Linked DNA regions of Homo sapiens: region 2 is linked to region 1. Evidence: chromatin contacts called from ENCODE Hi-C or POLR2A ChIA-PET data. All regions are on one chromosome and are shown on one strand. The core of a region is the stretch at or near the end of the contact, and the rest is flanking DNA. Distances in the headings are between cores, read along the strand shown. Region 1 holds the start of RAB10 (RAB10, member RAS oncogene family). Region 2 overlaps RAB10 (RAB10, member RAS oncogene family).

What was found. A loop is a pair of places that touch in the nucleus more often than their neighbours do. ChIA-PET counts read pairs that join two places held with the same protein, here RNA polymerase II (POLR2A). Pooled maps may share reads with other maps.
Region 2: a loop to region 1 is called in a map of CD8-positive, alpha-beta T cell, with 5 times the contacts of the local background. The contact joins the enhancer-like site here to the promoter of RAB10 in region 1. A Hi-C loop is called at or near these places in 14 of 168 maps with a recorded cell type or tissue (CD4-positive, alpha-beta memory T cell, CD8-positive, alpha-beta T cell, Calu3 and 9 more), 28 of 37 single-sample maps with no recorded cell type and 21 of 50 pooled maps. POLR2A ChIA-PET finds 5 or more read pairs at or near these places in 32 of 52 experiments (A549, B cell, CD4-positive, alpha-beta T cell and 23 more).

Annotation. Positions count from the first base shown.
Region 1 is chr2:26,031,901-26,035,753 of GRCh38, reverse strand. RAB10 (RAB10, member RAS oncogene family) reads right to left here and starts at 1,670. Exons shown (of 6, transcript NM_016131.5): 1 at 1,019-1,670. The coding sequence starts at 1,145. It overlaps LOC124907743 (a long non-coding RNA gene), which reads left to right and starts at 2,005. Exons shown (of 2, transcript XR_007086249.1): 1 at 2,005-2,076; 2 at 3,093-3,343. RefSeq lists an enhancer at 1,415-1,464 and a silencer at 1,775-2,004.
Region 2 is chr2:26,066,990-26,070,842 of GRCh38, reverse strand. All of the region lies in intron 1 of RAB10 (RAB10, member RAS oncogene family), which reads right to left. It overlaps LOC105374333 (a long non-coding RNA gene), which reads right to left. Exons shown (of 2, transcript XR_939851.3): 1 at 1-3,853. Among named protein-coding and RNA genes, the nearest start is that of RAB10, 35 kb to the right of the region's middle. RefSeq lists an enhancer at 2,096-2,145. Within about 2 kb of position 2,067, at least 14 of the 41 ENCODE cell types and tissues checked have a DNase peak (open chromatin) inside an H3K27ac peak, as active enhancers do; they include CD8-positive, alpha-beta T cell, GM12878, HCT116 and 4 more, where a contact is called at or near this core.

The DNA of each region.
Region 1 (3,853 bases), core at 421-2,920:
AGCCTCTCAATATAAAAGTACATTTAAAAATGGGTTCAACTGCACCGCCACAATGCTGAGAGCCATGTGTCTTTTAAGAAATTTATTGCGGAGCGGATGGGTTTCACAATTAATATAGCACAATTAGCGTCAATGCCACTTAAATTTTCTAACCAGATTCAAAAGGGACTTTCCTAGAGCCTTCCCTTTTCCTTTCCTAAACGGGAAATTCGATTAAAAAGGTCACTCTTTAGCTCTTACTTCCACACTAAGTAATTCTGAAACATGGTGAAAGTGCATTATAAGTCCATAGGGCTATGACTGGCAAAATACTTTCCTGTAAATACTAGAGTCAAATAAAATAGAAGAGAGAGCTTGACTTCACTCCGTTGGGTTTGAGGACAGAAACTGATCATCTCCCTCAGATTACTGCTTCTGTTGATGTCTCGAAAAGCACTGAGGCAAATATGCCAGAGTCCCACCCCAAGCGCGAAGAGCCTCCGATTGTTTGACACATCAATGGATTAGTGAATGAGGGCAACTCACTCTTCCCTTCTAATTTACCTTAATTATTCTTCTCAGAAACCCTCAAGTTTACTCTAAGTTATCACCATATGGAATCTTTTCTTTGCCCCAAAGTATAAATTCAGGCCTTTCCCAAATAGCTAGTACTGCTTCAATCGCAACCACTGAAATAAATACCTTAAAAATATCACACATCTACTAATTCCACGCAAATGTGGAAAAAGCCAGTCCAGTCGCCTGAAGAAATAAGGTTCTGGAACATGGTTAAATGATGCATATTTTGTAACAGAAGGCACTGAGCATAGTGGGAGACTCGAAAGCAAAAGACCGGATGGAAATCATGGGAAGACCCCGCCCCAGTAAGCTCGATGCCGATTCAAACAGTAACTTGGATGTGTCGTTTGGAATCGGAATCACTGAAACAAAGGCGTATATTACGGGAAGCAAGATGTCTGGAGTAAAATAAACGGTATGCAGCTACCGAGACCGTACACCGTCCTCCCACAGGTCTTACCTATGGTGGAAATAAAGGTAGTATTGAAGGCATCATCCGAAAAACGAAAAAGGACGCAGGTCTTCCCCACTCCGGAATCCCCGATCAGGAGCAGCTTGAAAAGCAGGTCGTACGTCTTCTTCGCCATTGGGAGGAGCGGCTCGGGCTCTCGCCGCCGGCGGCCCCAAGGGATCGGTCCCTCTCACTACGGCCAACTCCTCACTCGGGCGTTCTCAGGCCGGAGGACCGGGGAAGCGTGGGAAAAAGGCTCGAGACGGCGCGGGCGACCTACGAACAGCTTTGAGGAAGCCCCGACAGTGGCGGCGTCCAGTGCCTCCGAGGGCGGCGACCGCGGCTCCGCAGCCTCTCCCAGCCCGTCCGCCCGGTTCCGGGGAGTCGGTCGGGACAAAATGGCCTCCCCTCCCCCCTCAGGGCTTCTCGGCCGGGACGCTCCCACGGGCGAGCAAGCCTGCTCTGCCGTCGAGGAGGCGCAGCGGGCGTGAGGACAGTCTCTCTCCCGAGCGGAAACTCCCTGCTAGCACGCGGCGAGGGCAGCGAAGAAGGACCCCTAAGTCGACGAGCTCAGTTACATAGCCCCAGGAAACCGAGCCACCCCGGCCAGAGCCACCTTTTCCCCGTGCCCTCTCACGCCGGCGTGCGCGCTGCCTGAGACGCACGCAAGGGCGTACGCCCGCCCTTCCCTCACGCCCTAGCCTTGCGGTCCGCCTCTGCGCACGCGCACAAGAGGGCATGGGGGCGCGCCGAAGTGGCGAGTGGAATGCTCCTGTCTCCAAGCCTCAGTCTGAGGCTGGACCCAGAGGGGAGAAGGGAGGGGCGAGAAAGGGCGAGGCCGCGGGCGCGCTCCCTGTGGCCGCCTGATAGGGTGCGCGGCGTTACGAGCACGCCCCGGGGGAGACGCTACCTAGCGACTGCGCAGGCGCAGCGCCCCCCCTCCGACCCCCGCCTCCCGCCTCCCGCTCCCCGCTCCCCGGGACACCCTTACAGAGCCCAGCACCTCCTTCCCCTCCCGGGGTCTCCCGCTGGACTGCGCTGCGGTTTCTCTGCACAGCGCTTGTCGGGTGTGTTGAGCTGGAGGTCTTGGCGCAGCGACGGGCTTGGGTGGCCATGTGTTCCCGTGTAGGTGGAGCTCGTAAACGCGAGAAAAAGCCGCGCCCTGGGTCATTTAATAGCCTCTTTGCTAGAACGAGACGCCTCCCGGCGTGCCCCCTCTCCAGGGCCAGCCCTGACGGGGAAACATGAGCGCTCCATCCGGATTGACTTCAAGAGCAAGAGTTTGAGATGGAAAAGCTGGCCACGCCGCTCGGGTTGGGATGAGGTAATCCTCACAACCTCTTCCTGGGCGAGGAGAGGAAGGTTGAGGAACACCTGGGCGCAGGAAGAACCTCCCTGCGAAGTGGAGGGTTCTGTGCGGTGCTCAGAGAACCTGCTTCAGGCCTTTGCCGTCCTTCAGGAATCCGGGAGAACCCGAGAGCGCTCTGCAGAGGAGGTGGGGCCTCTGCCTGCCGCCAGCGTCGTACCACTGGGTTGAAAATTGAAAGGTGGTCAAGCCTACTCCCAGTCCGACACAGCCTGCTTCCTCGCATTTTCTTTTTCTTTTTTTCTTTTCTTTCTTTTTTTTTTTTTTTTTTTTGAGATGGAGTTTCGCTCGTTTCCTCGCATTTTCTTTTTCTTTTTTTCTTTTCTTTCTTTTTTTTTTTTTTTTTGAGATGGAGTTTCGCTCTTGTTGCCCAGGCTAGAGTGCAATGGCACAATCTCTGCTCACTGCAACCTCCACCACCTGGGTTCAAGTGATTCTCCTGCCTCGGCCTCCCAAGTAGCTGGGATTACAGGCATGTGCTACCACGCCCGGCTAATTTTTTGTATTTAGTAGAGACGGGGTTTCACCCTGTTAGTCAGGCTGGTGTCGAACACCTGACAGGTGACCCGCCCGCCCCGGCCTCCCAAAGTGCTGGGATTACAGGCGTTAGCCCCCGCGCCCGGGCCCTCGCATTTTCTTTGCATTTGCTTTACCTTCTGTTCTCTCTCCCCATCAGTCCTGTTTACGCCACCCTTTTTCTCTCCTACCCTTCTGTAGTTGCAGTATGCATGCTGCTGACCTTCCATTCTCAGGGACATCCATCCCTCAAAGCACACCTAGGTGTGATGGCACAGGAGTTGAACCTGGTGAGCTGGTTCAACCTGATAAAGTGGAAAACGCTGAAGTATGTGGAAAACAAGAAACAGGGATAGAGAAGTAAAAACTACATTTTCACACACACCACCCCAAGATCGCCAAATCACCAAAATGTGTATTTGATATGTAATTAAAGTTAGACTTTCAGGCAATTCCGTCTTACATTTCTGTCTTATATTTCTGTCTTACATTTTTCCTTTCTTCTCAACCACCCCTAAAGCGTCCTTACCGAAGATACTTGTCTTCACTAATACAGCTTTCTCTTCAGTTGTTTTCTCCAATTGCTCCTAGTCTTGTCACTTAAACATTTTTTTTTTTTGAGACAGACTCTCACTCTACCACCCATGCTGGAGTGCAGTGGCACAATCTCGGCTTACTGCAGCCCTTCCGGGTTCAAGTGATTCTCCTGCCTCAGCCTCCTTAGTAGCTGGGATTACAGGCGTGTGCCACCAAGCCTGGCTAATTTTTATATTTTTAGTAGAGACGGGGTTTCACCATGTTGGCCAGGCTGGTCTTGAACTCCTGACCTCAGATGATCCATCCGCCTCAGCCTCCCAAAGTGCTGGGATTACAGGTGAGAGCCACTGCGCCTGGCCTCACTTAAACCTTCTTATCCTCTATGAATCATTCTGACTGTAGTCGGGAATGCCTTATGATAATAA
Region 2 (3,853 bases), core at 818-3,317, 35 kb before region 1:
GTTGAAAACCACTGAGAAACAATTACATTTGGTGAGAATTTACATGCCATACAATGGGATGCTTCTATTATGTATTCATTTGCTCCTTGCAATAATCTTAAAAGACATTTTTTAAACTGTAAGAAAATTTAGGTGGAACCAAAAGACAAATCCAAATGTTTCTATAATTACAAAGCTTTCCATCGCTATGTTTAAGATTTGGCTCTGATATATTTGTCATATTATCAAGGGCAGGTCATTAAACTCTGCTTCCTTACCTGTAAAATGATAATAGTTACCTACATAGCTTGCCCTCTTCATAATATTGTACAAGGTTCACAAGAAGGAAAACAGTACTCTAAAATTTTTCTTAAACTATTTTAAGTATGATGAAACGAACAAAACTCAATTCCGAGAATAAAAAAATCCTTGAGGTTCAAAAAGATAGTCACTTTAAGTGACTGTGAAAATGTACCTATGTTTTAAAACAGGTGAAAAACAGATAAAACCAGATTTAATACTACTTCACTGAAATCACACAACTACTTGATTTAATCTAGTCTTTTCCCACCATTTCCTTTTGAGCTCTCAAGCATATCTGCCTGTAGCAAGTTCTCATCTGCACACGTCCTAGAAAAGCCAAAAGCAAATTCTCTACTCTGAAAAACTGAGGCCAAGAAGGCCACATCCTGTGATAAAGCCAAGGACGCATAATTTCAAGTCCAAGGATCTCTAGAAGAATTCGTGTAGCTGCACATCCATTATAGCTCAATATAACACAATGCAGAGTGAATATAAATCTAAGACTGACACACACACACCTCCCCCAAACCAAGATTATTGTCAAAAGTATCGGAGGCCAGGTGCGATGGCTCACGCCTGTAATCCCAGCACTTTGGGAAGCCGGGGAGGGCAGATCACTTGAGGTCAGGAGCTCGAGAGCAGCCTGGCCAACCATGGCGAAACCTCATCTCTATTAAAAACACAAAAATTAGTGGGGCATGGTGGCACGTGCCTGTAGTCCCAGCTACTTGGGAGGCTGAGGCAGAAGAATCACTTAAACCTGAGAGGTGAAGGCTGCAGTGAGATGAGATCATGCCACTGCTCTCCAGCCGGGGCAACAGAGTGAGACCCCATCTCAAAAAAAAAAGTATCTGAGTAGTTGTTTTTCCTTTTTTCTTTTTTTTTGGGGGGTAGGGGGGCAGAGTCTCGCTCTGCCGCCCAGACTGGAGTGCAGTGGTGCGATCTGGGCTCACTGCAACCTCCACTTCCTGGGTTCAAGTGATTCTCCTGCCTCAGCCTCCCAAGTTGCTGGGATTACAGGCGCCCACCACCATGCCCAGCTAATTTTTGTATTTTTAGTAGAGACAGGGTTTCACCACATTGGCCAGGCTGGTCTCAAACTCCTGACCTTGTGATCCTCCCACAGTGCTGGGATTACAGGTGTGAGCCACCAAGCCCAGCCAGTTGAAGTTTTTTTAAATGCCCTTCTATTATCCTCAGGATATGTCTCAAAAAGTTTAAATTATAGAAAAAAATCTGTAAATCCCAAAGAACACTACAACTCAGCATTAATCCTAAAACTGTTGGGGTTATCTCTTTTACTAGTGGGAAACATGCAGTTTACTGTGCAACTAGCCAAAGGCCTGCTAATGCTGATGGGACCATTAGCCTCAACCATGGTTCTACTGCAGAAATGAAAACCACCTTACCAAAGCCAACTTTTTGGGCATTAAAATTTCAAAGCATCTCAATGCTGTTCAGAGGGCAAATAGGCTATATTAGACATTAAGAAAGAAATTATCAGTTGAAATTAAGAATATATATGTGAGAGATTACAGAAAAGCTTAAGACAAACTAGAAATTCTTAAATTCAAACTGCCACTAAAATGGAAGGCAGTGCATCAGTAGTTCCTGAGCTATGTGTACTGTATTCTCTCCCCCACGAAGAGATAATCTGCATGAAAACAATAAGTGAAACATTTTTGAAACAGCTCTTTCATCTGACTTCTACAGAAGAGGTAAAATGTGTCATCACTAAATTTGCTTAGCTGGTTTTAAGCCTTGCCCACAACGTCTGAGGAAATGACTCAGCAAGACTCAGCCCATATGTTAACCAGAGTTAAGCGATTAACACAATTAAAGTTAAGCACACATTTCTCAAACACGCCCAATTTACAGATAAAGAAAGAGGCTCAGAGTTTAAATGACTTGCTCAAGCTCACAAACCAAATTAACTATGATCAGAACTCTGTCTCTTGGCTCAGGATTGTCTGATGTATTTGGCACTAAAAAGATCACCTCAAAAAAAAAATTAAAGGCTCACTGTCACAGTCACTGACAGGTATTTTCACATATAATCGCTCATAATCCTTAAAGATTAAATAGTATACAGTAAGAGTTTAAACACATCTTTGATAAGTCTTTAATTAGAAAATTCCAACTCCAATCCATTTTCCACATTTTCTGGGCCAACCATCTTTTAAAAATTGAATCTAACCATGTCACATCCCTGCTCAAACCTTCCATGGAATTCGAATCCTTAGCATGGACTACCAGGCTCTGCACAATCTGGCTCAAACCCACGTCTTCAACATCTATTGCTTCTGCTAGCCTCACAAGTCACATTTGCAACACACATCATCTTTCAGTTCTTTGAACTCAAAAAGCTCCTTTACTAAGGACCTTTTTGTGCCCACTTCCTCTGCCTGGAATGATGTTCTTCTACCTAACTTCTAATCATATCTCATGTAGCAGTATAAATGTCATTTCCCCAGGACAGCATTCTCTAGGCCACCTGACCATCCTCTGAAATAGATTAATTAATAACCTGTTTATTCTCATTTTACTAACTAGAGAACTACTCTGGTTTGATGTTTCTGTTTACTTGATGAACATATATCAACCCCCCAGCAAATTCTGCTGCAAGTATGGTGACCATAAGTCTGTTTGACCTCAAGTCTTCATTTATGATTGGTGTTTCCAAACATCGTGTACAAATCTACTGTCTTAGACTTTACATTTTTAACAAAGTTGCATCAAAATAAGTATTGATGGTTTCACAGACATTGAATTGGTGTTTCTAACTTCTGACAAGGTCTTACACAGTAGTCATGTGAGATGTGCATTGTAAACAGCTATCACATTTTAACACATGATTAAATCTAACAAGATGACTAGTGGTAGTCTGCCTCTTTTCTTAACCCTTTACAAATTTGAAACAATTGACATTTTCCTTTTTAGGACACCAAGTCAATATCAAGTATGGTAACAGGCAGCTAACTCCCTCCTTCAGGTGTTGACAGTTGCTGGAAGGAGAATATTCAAGGCTGTTGCCCCCATCCATCATCTGTGCCATGGCCAGTTCCTCAGCCAACAAGAAGCCATCAAAATACTGTCAGTGAGATCAGTAGGAAACATGGAAAAAATATGTACATAGGAAATGTGTATGAGTGGTCCTTTCATAGAGTATGCAGATACAGTATAAACCCCTTTTGCTACAATGACCTTTTCATTGTTACACAGTGTATATCTACAACTAATCTATGTATTTTTAAATAAGCCCTTTAGATAGCAATGCACTCAAGTATATATTTAAAGTGGTAACAATGACTTCAAGCAGCAAATCTGAAGAAGCATCAACATTTGGCTAGGTGAGGTGGTCCACACTTGTAAACCTAGCACTTTGGAAGGCCACGGCAGGAGGATCACTTGAGCCCAGGAGTTTGAGACCTGCTTGGGCAACATAGGGAGACCCCGTCTCTACAAAAAATACAAAAAATAGAGCGGCATGGTGGCTCACACCTATAATCCCAGCACTTTGGGAGGCTGAGGCAGGTGGATCACTTGAGGTCAGGAGTTCGAGACCAGCCTG